Linked DNA regions of Homo sapiens: region 1 is linked to region 2. A link is a contact called in ENCODE Hi-C or POLR2A ChIA-PET data. All regions are on one chromosome and are shown on one strand. Each heading gives the region's core, a stretch centred on a gene start or an enhancer-like site at or near the end of the contact. The rest is flanking DNA. Distances are from core to core; before and after follow the strand shown.

What was found. A loop is a pair of places that touch in the nucleus more often than their neighbours do. ChIA-PET counts read pairs that join two places held with the same protein, here RNA polymerase II (POLR2A). Pooled maps may share reads with other maps.
Region 1: a loop to region 2 is called in a map of PC-3, with 22 times the contacts of the local background. The contact joins the enhancer-like site here to the promoter of PLPP4 in region 2. A Hi-C loop is called at or near these places in 2 of 168 maps with a recorded cell type or tissue (PC-3 and endothelial cell of umbilical vein) and 1 of 50 pooled maps. POLR2A ChIA-PET finds 5 or more read pairs at or near these places in 1 of 52 experiments (AG04449).

Annotation. Positions count from the first base shown.
Region 1 is chr10:120,420,860-120,426,584 of GRCh38, forward strand. No RefSeq gene overlaps it. Among named protein-coding and RNA genes, the nearest start is that of PLPP4, 34 kb to the right of the region's middle. Within about 2 kb of position 1,757, at least 2 of the 41 ENCODE cell types and tissues checked have a DNase peak (open chromatin) inside an H3K27ac peak, as active enhancers do; they include PC-3 and endothelial cell of umbilical vein, where a contact is called at or near this core.
Region 2 is chr10:120,455,260-120,460,669 of GRCh38, forward strand. It overlaps PLPP4 (phospholipid phosphatase 4), which reads left to right and starts at 1,968. Exons shown (of 7, transcript NM_001030059.3): 1 at 1,968-2,102. The coding sequence starts at 2,047.

The sequences.
Region 1 (5,725 bases), core at 507-3,006, 35 kb before region 2:
TGGATTAGCATTTTAGCTTTTCCAAACTGTTTTCAACCATGTACTATATTATTTATTATCATGTCCAGCCTCAAAGGAGACAAATAGCTTACTAGTAGCATAAGATCCTAGGTTAACATCCCTGGTTTTTCCTACTAGTCAATGTTGATGTTCTAATCACAAATTACAGTGCATTGGAACAACCAATCTTCAGAGCCACTTTAGTTTTCTAGGTAGTTTTATGGAAAAATTATATAATATATATATTTCTATGTTTCAGTTTATAAGAAAATCCAATTTTATAAAAATATATTCCTTTCTTCATTAGTGTATTCAAAAAATAGTTTTTGAAACAATTGCATGCCAGGGCAAAGATTAAAAAACAACCTGTTTTTGATATTTACAAAGCCTGAGTTAGTGGGCTGAAAATTCAAGAGGCTTTCATTGCTTTCCTGTTCACACTTATCAGCCTTTACAGTCTTTCTACCCTGTGGCTGGCTTTATGGAGAAGTCCTCAAAAGAAAACCCATCCCCTGGGGCTGGATCTGTCTGTGTTTCTCATGAAATCTCTAACACTAGGGTTGTCTTGTTCATGAGACTTTCCAAATTTGATGGTAAGGTTGCCATGGCAACTAGTGTAAATGGACAACTCTCGTGTCATCAGCAGTTGCCTGGAACACGTTTCTGACTTGGGACTGCCTCTGCCTCCCTGCAGCCATTGCCTTAGTAGGGCTTTGCAAGAACTTGGGTCTATACTCTAACCTCAATACAGGTCATATCTGAAGCCCCTGACATATTGCAATTTCAGGACACAGTCCACGTGTGGCTGGTGTCTTCCAGCATCTTTACAACAGCTATTTATCAGCATCACCATAGGATGTGTCAATGGAATGGGAGGCGTGTATGATGGTAGAATTATCATCTTCATGGAGGGGCGAAACAAAAAAGTTTTCTAGACTCATAGGACCCTGAAGAAGCAGAGACGAATATCAGTGAGGCTCATGTTTTCTTAGGCATTACCTTTTATAAGATGGACTGCTCTAATAACACTACAGACAAGTGTTCTTCCCAAAAGGTGGTAGGGAGTGGAGGAAGGGGCATGGACAATCATTCACTTCACAATTATTTATTGAGTACCTGTGATGGGCCACAGTTCTAGATGTTGGAATATAAGGCGCTGGAGTCAGATGGTCTCCAGTTAGTATCTTGCTAACTGTGTGTGAACAAGAATGCTTTTTATAACTTGCTTAGTGCATTTCTGATGGAGGGAGAGAAAAGGTGTCCTAGAGTCTGTCTTGCATGGTGTCTTATACACAGGAGGTGCTCAACAAACATTACCAATGCCAAGGATGACAGTAGGGAACAGCAGATGGAGGTACAAAAAGCAATGGGTTTTAAACCAGGAGGCTTCAGGACCCCAGGCAAGTTACTTTTGCCTCTCCAAACTTGCTTCATTTTATAAAATGGGAATGGTAATGTCTCCCTTGCACGGTTATTGTGAGAATTCAGTAAGATGATGTCCATGAAAGGGGTTAGTGTAGAATGGGGTGTAGGAGGGGAGGGTGGAGGAGCAGCAGGGGCCGGATCATGCAGGCCATGTTGGGCATGCTTGCTATTTTGGACTTTCTCCTAAAAGCACTAGGGAGCTTTTAGGAGCTCCTAGAGGGTTCCAAGTGACAGAGGGAAGGGAGCTTTGTCTTTCTGGAAGTACCCTCTGGCTATAGCCTGGAACTGGGGAGGACAGCCAGCAGGCTTTTGCCGTAATGCAAATGAGTCATGATCATGACCTCTGTAAAGAAAGCGTGGCTGGAAATGGAGAGCGGTGGGCACAGTCAAGCGACTGGAATGTAGGATTTGCAGAAGGCAGTGTCTGCTACTTATGGATGGGAGATGTGGGGCCGGCTCTTCAAATGCCGAGGAGTCAAGAGACACTCTGATTTCTGGCTTATGCGACTAGGTAGGAAATGGTGCCTCCAAACTGAGATGATGAATGACAGGAGGAGGAATGTGTCTGTGGGACAAGACAGCTCAAGAGTTGAGCTTTGGACACAGAGTGTGAGGGGCCTGTGGTCAACCCAAGCAGGGTGTCTAGGCACTCACACCCAGCTAATACCTGAGTGTTTTGGTCAGGGGCACATGTGTGAGTGAGACAGATCTGGACCCACTAGAGTTTCTATTCTAGTGTGGGAGACATGTAGCTAACATGTGGTCAGCAAGTGAATAGGATAAAGAGGTTCTAGTGCTTGACAGGACCTAGTGTGGGTGGGTGGGTGCTGGCATAACTTTATACAGGATGGTCAGGGAAGGCCTCTTTTGGGAGGCAGCATTTAAAATCAGACTGAAGGACGAAAGACCTTGGGCAAGCCACATCATCCTCTGGAGCCTCAGTTTCAACATCTTTAGATGGGGACAACAGTGCTTTTCTTACAGATCAAAGGCTACTGTACATCAAAGCAACTTGAAGCTATATAAATGGGAGGAGTTGTTCTTGGATAACACCTCCTTGGAGGCTTGGAAAGGTTTGGGCTCTGTCCTGGCATCTCTGTTGGCATCCAGAAGGAGAGGGTGTGCTTACTGCCCAGAAGTTTTCTTAGAATCAGGGGTCCTGTCCTCATGCTTAGATTCTTGGCCCCCTAAACTCCTCCAGGACTCAAGGGTAGAGGGAGGGCCTAGACTGCACTGTGCTTTGTGGCCACAAGAGGGCTCACGGCTCATAGACTTTGCATCCAATAAATCTTCCAGGTTGGCTCTTGACAGTTTCATTGAATGGGGCCCCATCCTGCAATGTTGGAGATTGCTATTTAATTATGCACGATCATTGGACAATTATGAGCACTTCTATAATAGCTCAACATTAATTTTAGCATCTTAATTTTATAAATGTTTAAATGTGTTGCTCATGCAGAGCTATTCAAATGCAGATGATTAAATCAAATTACTGCGTTTATAATTTTCTAGAGGTTTTTCCTTGGAAATTAAATCTCATCATTAAAAGTTTCCCTTTGTTGTCACCCTTGGTCAGCCGCTTGGTTCTTAGTCACAGTGCTAATTGTGCTCTCTCCGTAATGTGCACATTCTGCCTTGGTTTCAGCTGCCAGATTCTTTAAGCACTCAGTATGTTCATAGCATCCTGCTTAGTGACTCATTGTCTGACCTTCCAGTGACAAATTGGAAATAAGCAAAAAGATGAACCTGCAACATAGGAGAGCTTTGGGAGCTTGGCAAAGTGGATCACTGCCATAGTGTTTACACCGTGATCTTCAGGTCATCACAAGTGTAGACAAGGAAATTTGGATGCAGGTCCAACCCTCGCTCAGATGAAAAAGAAAGTATTACAGTCTCGGGGACTTCTTCTGTGGATATGAGATCAGCAGACAGGCATGAATTTCCCCTACTCTCCAGCACCTTCCCCTATTACAGTTCCTCCGCGTGTCACTCAAAGAGCAATGTGCTCACAGGGGTCACGAGGCAGAGGTGTTTGCAGCCTGCTGACTCCAGGAGCATTTGGTCATCCTTGTCGACCACTGCTCATCTATCACTTATAATAAGAACCTTGTCATCTGGATGACATTGGACCTCAAGGTTTTGGAGTCTTTCTGAGTGAAGGAGAATTTGTCACAAGGCTGATGACAACTCCCAAGGAAAAAGTCTTTAAAGCTAAAATATCTAATGAGACGGAAGGCATGTTGGTTCCCTTCTCTCTTGGACACCTTTCTAGCTGTTTGTGTACTATGGCATGCAGGCTAGCTGGTCATCAGGATCTCAGCTAAACTTGCACAGGAGCATCTTTGTTCAAGCTGCCATGGATGCTGTGGGTTCTGGAGGAGAAGGGATAGGATAATTAATCTTGTGTTGTGTGACTCTTGATGGCAGAAAGGATTCTGCCAGAGATTCTAGAAGCTCAATGGGACATGGACCCTGGCTCAATCTGATGCCCCACCTGGGGGTGTGGCATACCAATGAGGGTATACTGAGCAGTCACTCAAAGCCATGGTAGCAGAATCAGGGACAGGTCACAGTTAAGTGCACAGGGATAGTGTCCTAACTGAACTGTTTTTTGGGTGTGACCATGATGCAATTTCTGCTGCTTTGATCTCACTTGTTCTTGCCTGCTTTTGCTTTTTAAGTCTGGTTCTTTTTCTTTTCTATCACTGATAGAAATCCATCCAAAAAACTGCTTGTCTACTTAAGGTAGTTAGATCTGGCTTCTCTTCCTTACAACCAAGACTCCTGATGTAGCTCTTGCTATAGCAGCTCATCTTCTTCAGGTCTCAATTTTTTTTCCCCCTTTGTAATTGAGTTTTCTTTTTCTGCACCTGCCTCAAGCCTCAGGGCAGCTCCATCCTCTTTATCTCATGCAAACAATCTCCTGAACCTGAAACCATAACATTTTCTCAACATTTGAGGAACTTTCCTGACTAATTCCTGACTCTTTCTGGATATCTGTTCATCCTCAGGCCTCTGTACCTTTGTAGTATTGTTGGTCTTTCTTCCTACAAGGACATTGCTTAAAAGGGTGGATTTTCAAGTCAGAGTGCCTGGGTTCAACTCCAGGCTCTGCTGTTTGCTTCTGTATGACTTAGGACCCGATTCTTAATTTCTTCATGCCTCAAATTCCTCATCTGAAAAAGGGGCATCATAATAATATGTAGTTCATGAAGTCGTGATAAGGGTTAAATTCATGAAGCTACGTGAAGTGCTGAGGACAATGCTTGACACATAGTGAGTACTCAATAACAATAGCTATTTTTATTAATGCCTTGTTGACTTGTTATGTGGATTAATTAAGATTCCTGGCACATATTAGGTACTCAGTTGTTGTTCATTTTTGTCTCATCTTCTATCAGATGGACTCTTTCTCATCTTTCACATCTTCTCAAGTCACCTCTGTGCCAGGTGTCCTGATCTTACCTGCCTTTGGTTGACTTAGCCCAAAGGAGCAAGTAGGAGTAAGATTAAAGATATGTGATCTGGGGGTAGAATTTCAGGTGAGAGAGAGAAAAAAATCTGCCTATCAACTTGGGCTCCCCTGGGATGATGGCATTTCTATTTGGATAGCCCTCTGATTACATTTTAATGGAGAAAATCAATTAGCAGGTCCTTGTTGTGCTACTATTGTAGGATCAAACCCCAGTCCTCAGAGTGCACCACTTGTTTTCTGGATTTTGTTTGTTTCTTTTATTTCTTCAGGCTTCTTTTTCTTTTTTCTTTTTCCTCTCCTTTGGTTTTAGTAAAGCTTGGATTACAAAACTCCAGCCTGCATGGGGGAACATTAAGGAAACGAGAGTTACACATTTTAAAGGCAGGGCATGGGGGCTGCAAGAGGTGAGGGGCCTTGGAGAGGGGGTGGGGTGGAAGAAGAGCTGAGATCTGCCTAGGAGTGGTCCACCCTTCTTACTCTTCCCTGCCCCTATCCTGCCTGTTCTCCTTGCCACCCCGTTTCCCTCCCCAACTCTTTCTCTTCCTATCTTTCCTTAGTTGAGAAGAATCTGGCTGGAAATACCTAGTGAAAGGACCATTTCTGCATTCTAGGGATCTTCAGAGAGAGGAATGTAGATGTTTCTAGTTAGTAGTAGGCTAGTGGGAGGAAGAGTTTGAGTAGGCAGTCACATATTTTGAACAAGATGGATTCAGTCTACAATCCTTGCCTAGTTACCCTCTGAGCTGCCGAGCTGGAATACCTCTTCCTGTCTTAGAATTCTCATCTGTGACTCACTGACAATCTTTTTCCGTTTTTTGTTTTTTT
Region 2 (5,410 bases), core at 718-3,217:
TTCTTGAAGGCAGAGACAGATTATGAATCGTCTCACCCAGCACACAACTTTGCACAGGCTGTACTCAAACTCAGCAGATGCTTATAGGTAAGTGGTGCCCCAATGTCAGGGGCTATTGTCAGAATGCCCTGCTGGAATATGGCCACCTGACAATCTCAGACCGAGATCATCAGTGTTCACTAGGCTGCCTATGGGCTCTCCTACAGCACTTTGCCAATCCGTGGGAGTTGTTATGTCCAAGGTAGTTGCTGGGCCCAAGATACAGAGGAGACAGAAGCATACCTCCTCCCTCCAAGACCTTCCTACCTTACCTGCACCTGACACCCCATGTGCCTGATGATATATACGTGTATATATATATCATATATATAGCCATATATAATATATATGAATGAATATATCATATATATAGCCATATATATATATATATATGTATGAATAAATATTTATTCATTTACTAAGTACCAACCAGGTATCCACAGTGTGCCGGGCACTGGGCATAGAGTGATGAGGAATGCAGATACAGCTCCTGCCTGTGGTGCCTCAGGGCTGGAGTCCCTCCCACACAGAGCCTGGGTTGTTCCTACTCCCTCTGCCTCTCTCTCTCTAGACCCTGAGATATCTGGGCTCAGGTATCTCTGATCTGCACGTGTTTCCTTTGGAGGTAGGGTCTGTTTGCCCTTTGCTGATGCCAAGGGCTTCCTCCTAAGTTCTTTCTACCTGCTCCCCCTTTTATCCAGGACTGAGCCATAGCTCCTTAGTCCCAGGAACCACCTTCTAATCCGTGTCCTCTGCTCACACAATTTTGGCTGGGTCTCTCCTAAAATCCAAGAGAGGCCTGGGCTCCCCAGGAACAACCTAATGGTTATAATCACTGTGTGTTTTGCATTTTAAATGTCTGCTTGGTTTAAATTAGTGAAGCCAAGAAGTCAAAATTCTAAGAAAAGTAAATAAAATTCTGACCGGTTTGGGAAAAGCAAATCCAAGCTCCTGCTGGGCTCCAGCTGGAGGTCGTGACCCCTAGGCTGCGAGGGTTGGGCTTTTGGCTCTTAACCTGAGGATGAGGCTCTGGGTTCTACCTGCTGCCTGGCTGACGGCTGGTTGAATGCTGTGTCAGCGACGAGCGACCCTGACTTCCCACACACCGGCCAGGCCAGGGACGGTGGCAGGAGCTTTTTCATATTCCACAGTTCAGCAGCCCCAAGCTGCTGGGGGCGGAGGACAGGTGGTGGGGGAGAGAGGATTCGGTCCCCAGGGGCCACCTGGCGCTGGTGGCATGGCGGGGAGCCAGGCTTGCCTTTGCCCTCTCTCTGTGCCGGAGCCCTGGACCCTGGCTGGCATCTCCTGAGAGCAAAGCGAAGCCCGCGAGTGATCTCTGGGGAACTTCCTAGAAAAAAGAAAGAATTTCAGGTTCGAACGGTGTAGGGAGGGCCGAACACGGGAGCAAGGTTGGCCAGGGCTGCCCTGAGCCCTGGAGAATCCCCAGAGCGATCGTCCACTACATGCCCACGTGCGTGCGTGTGCCAGGGAGCGAGAGCCCGGACAGCGGGAGTCGGAGGCAGGACCAGGAGCTGCAGAGGGGCCGCGGGCAGAGCCCCAGCGAGCGCGCTGCCCTGGCGCGGAGCCCAGGGGCCGCCCACTGGCGGGGGAGGCGGGGAGCGCGCAGGGAGGCGGCGGCGGCGGTGGGGCTTCCCCGGGCTTCCCCTCCCCGGTCCGCGGGTGCCCGGCGCGGGCCCAGGAGGCGGAGGCGGCTCCTGGGGAGAGGGATCCGGGAGTCCCTGAGGCGGCCCCGGCTCCGCACTAGGAGGCGGGGTCCGCAGTATCGCCAGCGGCCGGCGCGGCTTCCCGGAGCCCCGGAGCCCGAGGCGCGAGGTTTAGGCTGAGCCCTCCCCGGCGCCTGCCCCCGCCCGGCGCCCGCCTCCGCCCCCGCCCGCGGCCTGGAGCGCGCCTCCCTCGCCTCCCAGGGTCTGGCGAGCCGGCGCCGGCCGAGCTGCGGGAGCCGCGGAGAGCACCAGCTGACGCCGCGGGAGCTGCTCCGGCCGCACCATGCGGGAGCTGGCCATTGAGATCGGGGTGCGAGCCCTGCTCTTCGGAGTCTTCGTGTAAGTAGTGGCGCACCGCGGGCAGGGCGCACTGACGCGGGGGAACAACCGACCAAGCCTCTCTGTGCCCTAACTTAGTTTGCGCAGCCGCTTCCCACTGGGGCCTGGGTTCGAGGTCCCTTCCCCGCCAAGTGCCCGCAACGTGTCCTACGGGACCAAGAGAGACCCTTCCTCTCTCCTTCCTGGGACCCTAGGCGCGGAGCGACCACCGCGCGCCGAGGCTGAGACCTGCTCCCGGGTCTCACCGGGCCCGCGCCTGTCGCCAGCCCCGCACCACCTGCCCGGGGGATCCAGGGCTGCACCTCTAAACAGGGACGCGCACCCTGGCCCGTGCCCTCGGGAAGTTTCTCCTTCTGTGTGATCTTTGAGGCCCACGTTGGAAGTCTTTACCCCTGGCCCCGTCTCCGATTCCTCCCCGCTGTGCCCAGGGCCAGACTCCTTCCGTGTCCCTGGCTTTAGCGCCCGCGGTCCTGGCGAGCGTTTTCCCAGCGGGCGTTTGCGGCGCTTCTCCTACTGAGAAACTGTTGCTGTGGAGGCTTGAGAAGTCAAGGGGCTGCAGGCCGGGGTGGGATACACACACCCTGGAGCTCTGTGCCCGGTCGATGTCCGCTTTGGGGGCGGAGGCCCTCCAGGGGTAGCCGTGAAATGCCCAGGGTGGCTTTGAGCGGCTGGCACTGAGAACAGCGATCCCGAAAAGAAGAAGGGGTGGTGGCGCAGGTTCTTTCAGAGATGCCTGAGCCTCCTCCGTGCGCCCAGGGACCCACCGCTCATTGACTTCCAGGGCCCAAGCTGCAGGGAGCTGTCACATCTCTCTTTCAGACCTGAGCCCAGAACACCAGCTCAGAGCCACCCCGCAGCCTCCCGTGAGCTGCTGTCACCTAGGCACCCACACCTGCACTGGTCCCTCCATCAGTGAGCCAAATTCTCTCCCCCTCTCTGCCCATGGATGTTTTCTGCCACATTCTAAGTATTAAAGTTACATGAACTTTTTGGATTTGCCATGCATTTATTTATTTGTTTGTTTTTGTTTTCGTTTCTGGAAAAGCCCTCCCGAGCCAAACAGGAGGCCCTCTTTGAATTTCTGCCTCAATCTGGAGTCATCCATGGCAGGTGTGCTGTGTCAAAGATGACTTCTGTTCTGGGCAGCCCAGGGGATACACATGGAAAGAAATGCCCTTTCTTGCATGTTTTTCTTTAGCAGGGATTAAATTCATCCAGAGTATTTATTCACACCATCAGAAAAGGCCATGAGCTCCCCCAGATGCAAGCAAGCCCCCCTCTCCCGCCTTCTGCCCGAACACTGGTGTTATTCACTGGGAAGAAGGAACGAGAACTTCAGTTGGATTTTGATGCATTTGGAAAAACAAAACACTCTTCCCTTCTCCTACTCTATTTTCTACCTTTGGAATGTACGTTAAAACTAATGATTGCTGTGTGATCAGATGGGGACAGTTTCTAATTGGCAGATGGGCTAAAACCTCATTAAATTATTATGTGATAGAAATGATAAACTAGTTTTCAGTGCACAGTAGAATTTAACATTTGTTGGGTGAATGTAGGAAGAATGCTGAGATAAAGTGAGATAGGCTCTTACACTATCTCACTATCTGGTTTGACTGCTGCTGGGGGTGCTCAGATAAAAAAGGGTCCAACAATATGTAAAAATATTTATAGTTTTCAGGTGTCCCTTCCAATATCCCCCCCAAATATTTATGAGATGTTTACAGATATACAATGGTCTATGCAGTAAATTTGAAAACTTGGTAATTATTGCTTATGCGCGTCTTGCTTTTTCTAAGGGTGTCATGTAAAAGCTGGACAGGCAGTTTATGTTCTGTTCTCTGAAGTTCCCTCTTGTGTTACTTAATAGGGGATCTGTTGTCACACATGGACATTGATAGCATTTTTGGATGACTCCCAGGTTTCTTATCAAGTTGTTAACAGTGTGTCCAACTTGTGGCTCTTTTACCTGCAAAAACCAGCTTTGGTATTGATGCGAGCCTCCCTAGGGGGCAGATCTTGGATGTTCAGATGCTGTTAGTATCAGGCATGTACCGACTTCTGGGAGGACGGCTGGGAGCATGCAGAAACAGATGACCCTTTGTTTTCTCAGATAAGCGTCTGGCACCTTGACAGAGGCTGACTTTTGGGGGAAGTTTAATTCTTCCTTTTGCCAGTACTGGAAATGATGGCAATATTGGGTTGTACCTACCTCTGCTCACGAAGATGGTGGTCTTAGCAGCACAGGGGTTTAGAAAGTGCCCCTGGGCAGGCTGAATCCGATTTCCCTGCTTCAGCCAGTGTAGCTCAGCAGCTAGTTTTGCTTGGTATTTCTACCCTATTGCTCAGGATGAAAGAATTATCTGCGGGGAGAGGGGGTATCTTGCTTCTTTGCAAACTTATGCCCCCGGAGAAACATCACCTGTAGATGTGCCTGTTCTCTGACTACATTTGCTCTGCATGAGAGCAGGGATCCTGTTACCCGTAGCCCATATGCTCCTCAAAGATTCCAAGTGAGAGCTAAGAAAATGCATTTTGGGCCCACGGGTAGTAGGGATGCAAGCTTTTCCTTACTGACTCTTAAAGATCCCTTTTTCTGTTTCTAGACTAGGCACAGTGCTGAGGTTTTGTGCATTCAGAATTCTGAGAGGTTGCTCTCCAGGCACCCCCGCTCCCGCAACCAACCCGTAGATGCTCAGTCCTGCCTAAGGACTTCAAATCGCTGGGAAGGAAATTAGTAGAGTAATGCAAATCAAGGCTGGCATATAAAGTTTAACATAACAGAAGATAAATTGGTTACAGGAACCCAGTGTTTAGGAAAAATAAAAGTAAAATGTGAAGCTTTGAGGCTGTGTTTAGTACCATGAAGTGTGTAGGCCTTGAGGTCCTATTGCTCTTACTCATGGATTGTGGGCAGAGCAGGAAGGAGAAGCACTTTTGGGCTTCTTCTGTCCTGCTGCTACCCAAGACTCCAGGAGAGATTCTTTTGAGTATTTCTGCAAATGCCAAGGCTAGCAACAGACCTTACTCAGCAAGCACATAGTGTAGAAATGAGATGGCTGGTTAACACCCAGCAGACCAATGGTGCACTACTAGAAGCATGCTACTCACTTTGACCACTATCACCAGTACAATAGCAATCATTTACTGAGATCTTACTGTGTGTCAGGCACCAATGAAGACTATCCCGTATGCCATTTAGCCTGATGAAGGGGGTATATTGATATTTCTTTGTCATAGATGAAGAAACTGAAGCACAGTAAAATTAAGGAACTTCCCAAGTAACAGGGCTAACAAGGGCAGCTCTG